Linked DNA regions of Homo sapiens: regions 2 and 3 are each linked to region 1. Evidence: chromatin contacts called from ENCODE Hi-C or POLR2A ChIA-PET data. All regions are on one chromosome and are shown on one strand. The core of a region is the stretch at or near the end of the contact, and the rest is flanking DNA. Distances in the headings are between cores, read along the strand shown.

Region 1 (2,876 bases), core at 127-2,626:
TGATTTTTGCATTTTTAGTAGAGATGGAGTTTCACCATGTTGGCCAGGCTGGTCTTGAACTCCTGACCTCAGGTGATCCGCCCACCTCGGTCTCCCAAAGTGCTGGGATTGAGGCCTCCTGCCCGCTTTTTTATATCTCCAAGTGTAACCCATTATACTACTCATATATGGATTATGTGGCCTTCCTATATTCTCTCTTAACACTGTCTATATATCTTTAGCAAAGCATTTATTACTTTCTATTGCAAAAATCCAATTCCATGTGTGTCTTCTAAGTTGACAGTGGACTAGGAGGGAGGAAAGCACCAACAGATCCTTTTCTCCTTTGACTATTCAGCACCTGGCCCAGGTGTTGAGTAAATGAAAGACAGTATGTGTCAAATAAAATAATAAGACTTCACATAATAGCAAAATAAACTCTATTCTCCTAAGGCCTACTCTGAGAGTGAACAGGAAAGATTGGGCACTTGTGAGGAGTTAACAAGTGAACAAACACATTCTCTAACAATGAAATAACAGAGGGCTCTTTAAAATCTACTCTTAGATTTTTTTTTAAGCATTGGAAGGAATGGTAGAGATCATCTGGAGGACTCCACCCAATACTCTGCCCTTTTCTACAGGTAGAAAAATGGAGGTTATAAAATCTCAGCTGGGCAGGGCAGGGTGGCTCATGCCTGTAATCCCAGCACTTTGGGAGGCTGAGGTGTGTGGATTATATGAGGTCAGGAGTTCGAGATCAGCCTGACCAACATGGTGAAACCCTGTCTCTACTAAAAATACAAAATTAGCTGGGTGTGATGGTGCATGCCTGTAATCCCAGCTACTCGGGAGGCTGAGGCAGGAGAATCGCTTGAACCCAGGAGGCAGAGTTTGCAGTGAGCTGAGATCGCATCATTGCACTCCAGCCTGGGCAACAAAAGCAAAATTCTGTCTCAAAAAAATAAATAAAATAAAGACAAAATCTCAGCTGGGCACAGTGGCTCACACCTGTAATCCCAGCACATTGGGAGGCCGAGGCAGGCAGATCACTTGAGGTCAGGAGTTCAAAACCGGCTGGCCAACATGGTGAAAGCCTGTCTCTACTGAAAATACAAAAAATCAGCGCAGCGTGGTGGTGGGCACCTATAATCCCAGCTACTTGGGAGCCTGAGGCCGGAGAATCGCTTGAACCCGGGAGGCAGAAGTTGCAGTGAGCCGAGATCGTGCCACTGCACTCCAGCCGGAGCGACAGAACAAGACTCCATCTCAAAGAGAAAAAGAAAAAGAAATCTGCTTAAAATCCTACGCGTGGTTGGTGACTGAGACATAATTAGAGTCCTAGTTATTGGATACTGTGCCCCTCCCACTCCACATGTGTTGAAAAACAGAGCTGACCAACTGTGCAAGACGGACCCTTCGAGCACTAACTTCTGCTTTCACAAATGCAACTCTCCATTTAAAAATGCAAATCAGAGAAGAAACATCTCATGAGTTCTGCTTCCCTCCCCTCCTCAGTTTGTCATTTATTTGACCTGGTCACATCCGCTTCAGGACCTTTGCATCCTCTCCTCCCCAGTGCAAACATCACATCCCCAGGAAGCCCTTTCTTTATTATTCTCTCTCACACATACCCCGGGCCAAATCAGATTCCCCTCTCTATACCAGCAGGACACCCTGTATTTCTCCTTCATGGGATTTATCACAGCTTGAAGTAACATATTTTTGAGATTGTTTAATTAACATCTGTCTAATATATCCTCCATCAGATTAAGAGTTCATAAATTATGTCTCTAGAGATAAGGGGTATTCTAAAAGCACATCATACCAACCTGGGGGTAGAAATGGGATTGGTGTATTAATATCAAAACTATCCCTTTGAATCTACCCCACCTGCTGCTGTGGGTCCTTCGAACACAATTCCAGACCCCCACCCATCCAGGGTTCTAGGAGTCCCAGCGTATGCCTCCCATGGGCAAACCTGAGCCCTCTCAGCTCTCTAAGACATCTCACATTTCCTCCCTCTGGGGTGCGGCTCCCTGCAGCAATGAGCTGCTGAGGCCTCTGTGCGCTTAAAAGCCACCTTTGTGTTGTCAGATATGGTATCTGGGTTCCAATCACAGAGATTTTAATCAAATAGTTCTTTTGGTTTTTACTCCCAGTCCCTGCTTCCTAGAGCTCAAGACTGGGGTTGGCAAAAAAGAAAAAAAAAGAACTCCCCATCCAATCCTGAAGCAAAGGCTTGGATTATGCTTGGGTGCCTTGACGCCCTTTAATCTTGAGACAAATTCTTTTCCAGAAGCCTTCTTGGTGGCTCATCTAAATAATCCCCAGTACAGCCTACCAAATGAGTCTTCCAGTGACCCCAGGTCCGTGTGCATTAAAGTGAAACAGAAGCCAGGGCATGATAGTGAGACCCCCTCTCTATGAAAGAAAATTTTAACAAGTTAGCTGGGTGTGGTCACATGAGCCCGTATTCCCAGCTACTCAGGAGGCTGAGGCAGAAGGATTGCTTGAGCCCAGGAGTTCAGGTTTGCTATGATGGTGTCAGTGGTGTTCAAACCAGAGCAACTCCGTCTTGAGTGAGGACTAGGAAAATGAGGCTGGGACTTGCTGGGCTGCATTCCCAGAAAGTTAGGTATTCCTAGCCTCTAGGTATTTACAGTTAAGGGAACAGATTGATAACATTTACTAAACAGACCCAGACTTGAGAGTGTCCTGATATCTTGATATCTTCAGAACAAAGGCATTCCGAATTTTGCTTTATTTATTTTATGTTATTTTAATTTTTTTTTTGAGACGGAGTCTCATTCTGTCGCCCAGGCTGGAGTGCAGTGGCATGATCTCAGCTCACTGCAAGCTCTGCTCCTGGGTTCAAGCTATTTTCCTGCCTCAGCCTC
Region 2 (2,876 bases), core at 202-2,701, 340 kb after region 1:
GTTTGACCACAACATTAAAAAACATTATTAGTGACAGATTAAAAACAAAGATAAGAACTTAAAATGGTAGTACTGTTTTACATATGTTAAATGGTTAACAAATACATAATACTATGATGTAAATATTGCACTTTACCTTGAAAAAGACAGTGCTTGCTTGCAGAAGTGGGCATCTGAAGGATTACAGTTTGTAAATTATTGTGAAGTGGAGAAAGTCAGGTTATCTGAAATCTGATGGTAAGTTGTAACATCAGATGTAGATGGGTGTGGTTCATTGTGGCTCACAACATACAAGGGGATCTGAGGTAGTTGTTTGAGGTGTGTGTCTGGGTGCTGCTGTGCATGCCTATGAGACTTGTTTTGGCTAGGTGCTGTTTTCTGTGTTCATCTAGAGTTTCTAATAGATGAAATTCATAGAAGCAAACATGAAATTTAAAATGTTAAAAATGCTCCCCATGAATTGTGTTGGAGCCAATGTGTGTTTTCAAAACAAGCAATGTAACAGAATTTACCTGTACATGATTTAACTTAGAGTTGTAGAGATCATATATCCTGTGTTTGAGTAGTTCTTAACTCTGAAGTATGGCTGTTTACTAAGAGCCCTAGTCTTGCATCTAATACCTGAGATAGTGCCACATTCTTTGCCGTCTTAGGTTGCCACTGCCACTAAATGAAAACCAAGGAGACTTAAGCATCTTCCAACTGTTTCTTTGTTAGGGAAGCTTTTTTGTTGAGATGGAGTCTCGCTCTGTTACCAGGCTGGAGTGCAGTCGCATGATCTTGGCTTACCTCAACCTCTGCCTCCCGGGTTCAAACAATTCTCCTGCCTCAGCCTCCTGAATAGCTGGGATTACAGGCGTGTGCCACCATGCCCAGCAAATTTTTGTATTTTTAGTAGAAACGGGATTTCACCATGTTGGCCACGATGGTCTCAATCTCTTGACATTGTGATCCGCCTGCCTCGGCCTCCCAAAGTGCTGGGAATACAGGCATGAGCAACCACACCCGGCCTAGAGAAGCGTTCAGTTCAGTTCAGTTTAGTTTAGGTTAGGTTAGGTTAGGTTAGGTTAGGTTAGGTTAGGTTAGGTTAGTTTAGTTTAGTTTAGTTTAGTTTTTGAGACGGAGTCTCGCTCTTTCACCCAGGCTGGAGTGCAGTGGCGCGATCCCGGCTCACTGCAAGCTCTGCCTCGGCCTAGGGAAGCTTTTGATAGAGGCTAATTCATTTTAAAGATTTCTGTGGGAGACCAAGTGACATTTTAAAACCCAGGAAATAGGCCAGGGACGATGGCTCACGCCTGTAATCTCAGTGCTTTGAGAGGCAGAGGTGGGAGGATCACTTGAGCCCAAGAGTTCCAGGCCAGCCTGGGCAATATGGCAAAACCCTATGTGTACAAAAATACAAAAATTAGCCAGGCGTGGTGGTACGTGCCTGTAATCCCCGCTACTTGGCAGGCTGAGGTGGGGGATTGCTTGAGCGTGGCAGGTCCAGGCTTCAGTGAGCAGTGTTCATGCCACTGCACTCCAGCCTGAGTGACAGCGTGAGACCGCGTCTCAAGAACAACAATAACAACAACAACAACGACTCGGCAAATCTGAGTAAAAGAGAAAAGCAGTACTTTTCTAAACTACCTCCCAAATTAGGTAGTGAGATACGTATACAAGTGCATGCCCAATGGTAAAGCACGTGTATTATTAGTACTTGCTCTTTTGTAGATGTAGTCTATTTTAAACCTTAGCTTTTTCACTGAATTGATCTCATCTTTGGTTTATGTTATACTTACTCTGGGTCTTATATTCTGTTTGATGTTTTTATTTGCTTATTTTTTATTTTTATTTTTTACTTAAGAGAGTTTATATTTTCATTAGTTACCTTTATATTATACCTTTAAAAATCCTCTTAGTCTCTCTCTTTTTTAAAAAAAAAAATTTAGGTTTCTTCTATTTGGTTTATCAGCTTTAAATTAGAGCCATTTGGTTTCATTTTCTTACGTGTGAAGTCTTATTCCAGTTTCTTTTTTTTCTGTCTCTTTTCCTGTGATTTTTTGAAGTTATATTTACTTTGTGAGAGTATGTCATTTTACATACTATTCTTCCTCGTCAATACCTTTGTTTTAAATTTAGTACTACAATATTGTTAAAGATTTACAGATCTTTTCTTGAAGTTCTCAATCACTTCTTGGATAAAGCTCATCATCTAGTAGATTCCTCAGGAATGCTTGTGAAACAATTTCTTAAATTTTTACATGTTTAAATTGTTTCCTATATCCTTGATATTTGAAGGACAGCTTGGCTGGATATAAAATATTTGATTCACATCTACCACCTGTTCTGTCTCTTCTATATGTATGACTTTTCTTTGATTCTTTTCACATCTATTTCTTTTTCATTTATGTGAAAGCATTCCTATTTTCTATCTCTTTAGATCATATCTGTTCTCTCTAGGGCATCTTTTGTAATTTAGTCTTCATTTAAGTTCAGTTTGTTCATGTTTTACAAGTTCCTGTTATTTGTCTACTCTGTTTAAAATTTTGAGTTTCTCATTTGAGGTGTTCTTTTATGTCTGCATTTGTTATTTAATTACTTTAAATTTGCGATGGATATGGTGATATTACATCTTTTCTCTGTAAGCGTTTTTGATGTGTTTTCGTCTGCCCAAGTATTTTACTTTTTATTCCTTATAAGTAATTTGGTATGAATGCTGAGTCCTTTTTTCTGTTCAGGTTGTTTGTGCCAGATTTTATTGTACCAACAATATTGTTATCTTATTTTGTCTTATTTTGGTGATGGGGTTAGGGTGGCCTTCTCAGTCTCTTAGTTCAAGAGCATTCTGATTTGTTGCCACAGTGAAATGTAGTTTTAAAAATAAATTAACACCT
Region 3 (2,876 bases), core at 266-2,765, 290 kb after region 1:
GAGCATGAACTATTCAATTGTACTGCAGAGTTGGTGCCATCTTTTGTAATACTATGGCAGTCAGTCATTGGTTGTGAACTGCCTATGGTGAGGGTGGGGTGTGGGGTGTAACACTCATAGCAGCTGGGGATAAATGTACCCAGTTAAGGGGTCCAATTAAGGGGATCTAGGCAGAGCATCGGCAGTGTCCACTACAATTTCCCAACTTACTCCATAGCCAAAACCTTACATGACCCTGCATGATCTAGCCCACCCTGCCTACCCACTCCCTTTCTCTCTGAGACCATCTCTGGCTACTCTCCCTCTTTTTCACTCCACTTTAGCCACACTGGCCACCTCGCAATTCCTCAAATTCCCAGCAGGATCCTGTTTTAGATCCTTTGCCCTTTTCTGTTCCCTTACCTGGCTGATTCCCCTAACTCCTACCATTAGATGGTCCCTTATATATCTTTCAGGTTTCTACGCAAAAGACACCTTCCTAGTAAGGCCTCTTTTGGCCATCCTATCTAAAATTACAACTTCCACCTCAGACTAACACTTACAATCCTTTTATTTTCGTTACTTTTATCCTTAGCACTTATCAGTACCTAACACACTATATCATTTTCTCATTTGTCTTCTTACCTGGTTCCACTCTAGAATATAAACCGGGAGCACTTAAAACAATACCTATTATGTTGTAAGTGCTCAGCTAATATTTGTTGAACACGTGAATGAATGAAAGATTCCTGGCACAAAGTGCTAATCTTCAATAAATATTGTTTGAACTGAACTGAAACAGAAAATATCTACATAGTCCCCTGTGTAAGTACTATAGATGGGAGAGGGCATACATATTGTTACATGCAGGGTTCTCCATAGATTATATGCTCTTTCTTCAATAATATTACGAAAGCCTACATTTCTCATGTGATGTTATGTACCTGTATGTTAATATGTATTATTTGTACATGCAAATATTAGTGAAAAAAGTAGAAGCACCAAAGCTTTTCTAATTTTATTTGACTCAAACTATATTTTAGACCTACATATCATACAATAAAGTAAGCTGAAAGCATAGTGAAATTAAAGTAAATACAGGTTGTATGGATAGCTCAATTTCTTTAATATAAAATGTAAATTCAGAGATGACTGGGATAAAAGAAAAGTGTCTAGAAAAAAAAACCAAAGATGAAACTATTTAAGCTCTTTACTGCAATGTCATATTCTGATCTCAGACAGTAGAAGAGTAGTAAGAAATGTACAATCTCAAGTCTCTCAGTCCTAAAATCTATCAGTGGATGCCAAAAATCTTCAAGACCCATTAACGTTTTCTAGAAAATAAGTCTTTTTTTTTTTAAACTAAGTGTACTAAAAACACAAAAGCACTTATCAGACACCCTATGGCATTTGTTGCTGAAATGTCTACCGGCTGGAGATTAGCCTTGAGCCGAAGCAGCCTCAGAGCCAACACTGGCTTCCTCCTGTAAATCATCTCCAGCAGAGGACTCTGACTCAGCTGGAGAATTTTCTTCTTCTAGTTCAGCATATTCATCAGAGGTTTCGTTCTTTGTTGTATCTTTATCATTATCGATGGTGACAGCTTCATCCAGGGCAGCATTTGTAACCTCTGGGGTTGTTTCAGGGTTTACTTCCGTGGTTTCCCTCGCCGCTGCATCTGTGACCTCTGGCCCGGTTTCAGCACTGACTGCTGTGGTCTCCGGAGCAGCCTCCACGTGACCTGGACAGGCAGATGCCTCTTTTATGACCACAACTGTAGCACTGGGACTTTCTTCAGCATCTACCACCTCAGCTTCCACTATAAGTTCTTCTGGGGCTTCTGAACTTGCTTTCTCAGTTTCCGCAACATTCTCCTTTTCACCTTTAAGAATTAGTCATTAAGCAAGGTATTAATTTAAAGATCGTGGGAAGGCAATGAAACACTGCGGTCGTTTAAACACCTAAGACAGAACTACATGCACTGATGTGTAACAGTCTTCAAGGTAGACTCTCAAGTGAAACAGCAAAAAAAGAACAATGTATACAGTCTGCTACTATTGTTAGGGCAAAATGAGGTTGGAGCAGGAGGGGGGTAAGTTGTATGCCTAGATAATTGTATTTGCAAAAACTCTCCAGGAGGATTCCAAGAAACTGGTTCTATTGGTTGCCTCTTGGAGGGAAAATGGGGGATCTGCTTTTCTGTAAACTCTTTGAACTTAAAAAAAAACACACTTGAATATATTACTTAGGCAAATATGAAGAATACAAAAATAAGTAGCTATCCTATTCACCTTTCATATGAGACAGCATGGAAGAGTAGCCAAGTTCCTAGCTGGTGACTCAGAAATCACTAATCCTCTCTCAATCTCATTTTTGTCATCTGTAAAATAGGGTATTGATAATATCTACTGCACAGGGTTATTGTAAAGATTAATTAAAATACTGTATATGAAAAGGGGATTAAAATAAAAAGTTCTATGCAAATGCTTATTAGTATTATAAACAACCGCATGATTATATTCAATAATATGTATTGATGATATTCTGTTTCTTATTATTGTCATGACAGGTTAAAACTGATTCATAAGCCCCTAATATCTCTATCCCTAAATAGTGATCATAGTAATTGATAATAATAGCTTGGAAAAAAGTATGGTTTAAAGCAAGAAGTGGCTAGGCATAGTGGCATATGCCTGTAATCCCAGCACTTTGGGAGGCTGAGGCAGGAGGGATCACATGAGGCCAGGAGATCAAGACCAGCCTGGGCAACATAGTGAGACCCTGTCTCTGCAAAACATAAAAAATAAATTTGCTGGGTGTAGCGGTGCATGCTTGTAGTCCTAGTTGCTTGAGAGGCTGTGATGGGAAGATTGCTGGAGCCCAGGAGTTCAAGGCTG

What was found. Hi-C counts contacts between places; a loop is a spot of excess contacts on that map. ChIA-PET counts read pairs that join two places held with the same protein, here RNA polymerase II (POLR2A). Pooled maps may share reads with other maps.
Region 2: a loop to region 1 is called in a pooled map, with 2.5 times the contacts of the local background. The contact joins two enhancer-like sites. A Hi-C loop is called at or near these places in 2 of 50 pooled maps. POLR2A ChIA-PET finds 5 or more read pairs at or near these places in 3 of 52 experiments (H1 and WTC11).
Region 3: a loop to region 1 is called in a map with no recorded cell type, with 10 times the contacts of the local background. The contact joins two enhancer-like sites. A Hi-C loop is called at or near these places in 9 of 37 single-sample maps with no recorded cell type and 5 of 50 pooled maps.

What each region holds. Positions count from the first base shown.
Region 1 is chr4:138,976,240-138,979,115 of GRCh38, forward strand. The region is part of intron 2 of LOC105377448 (a long non-coding RNA gene); the gene reads right to left. Among named protein-coding and RNA genes, the nearest start is that of NOCT, 38 kb to the right of the region's middle. RefSeq lists an enhancer at 986-1,807. Within about 2 kb of position 1,377, at least 4 of the 41 ENCODE cell types and tissues checked have a DNase peak (open chromatin) inside an H3K27ac peak, as active enhancers do.
Region 2 is chr4:139,313,965-139,316,840 of GRCh38, forward strand. The region is part of intron 1 of NAA15 (N-alpha-acetyltransferase 15, NatA auxiliary subunit); the gene reads left to right. Among named protein-coding and RNA genes, the nearest start is that of NDUFC1, 13 kb to the left of the region's middle. Within about 2 kb of position 1,452, at least 8 of the 41 ENCODE cell types and tissues checked have a DNase peak (open chromatin) inside an H3K27ac peak, as active enhancers do.
Region 3 is chr4:139,265,181-139,268,056 of GRCh38, forward strand. It overlaps MGARP (mitochondria localized glutamic acid rich protein), which reads right to left. Exons shown (of 4, transcript NM_032623.4): 4 at 985-1,861. The coding sequence ends at 1,419. Among named protein-coding and RNA genes, the nearest start is that of MGARP, 14 kb to the right of the region's middle. RefSeq lists enhancers at 967-2,166, 1,505-1,834 and a silencer at 1,975-2,074. Within about 2 kb of position 1,516, at least 24 of the 41 ENCODE cell types and tissues checked have a DNase peak (open chromatin) inside an H3K27ac peak, as active enhancers do.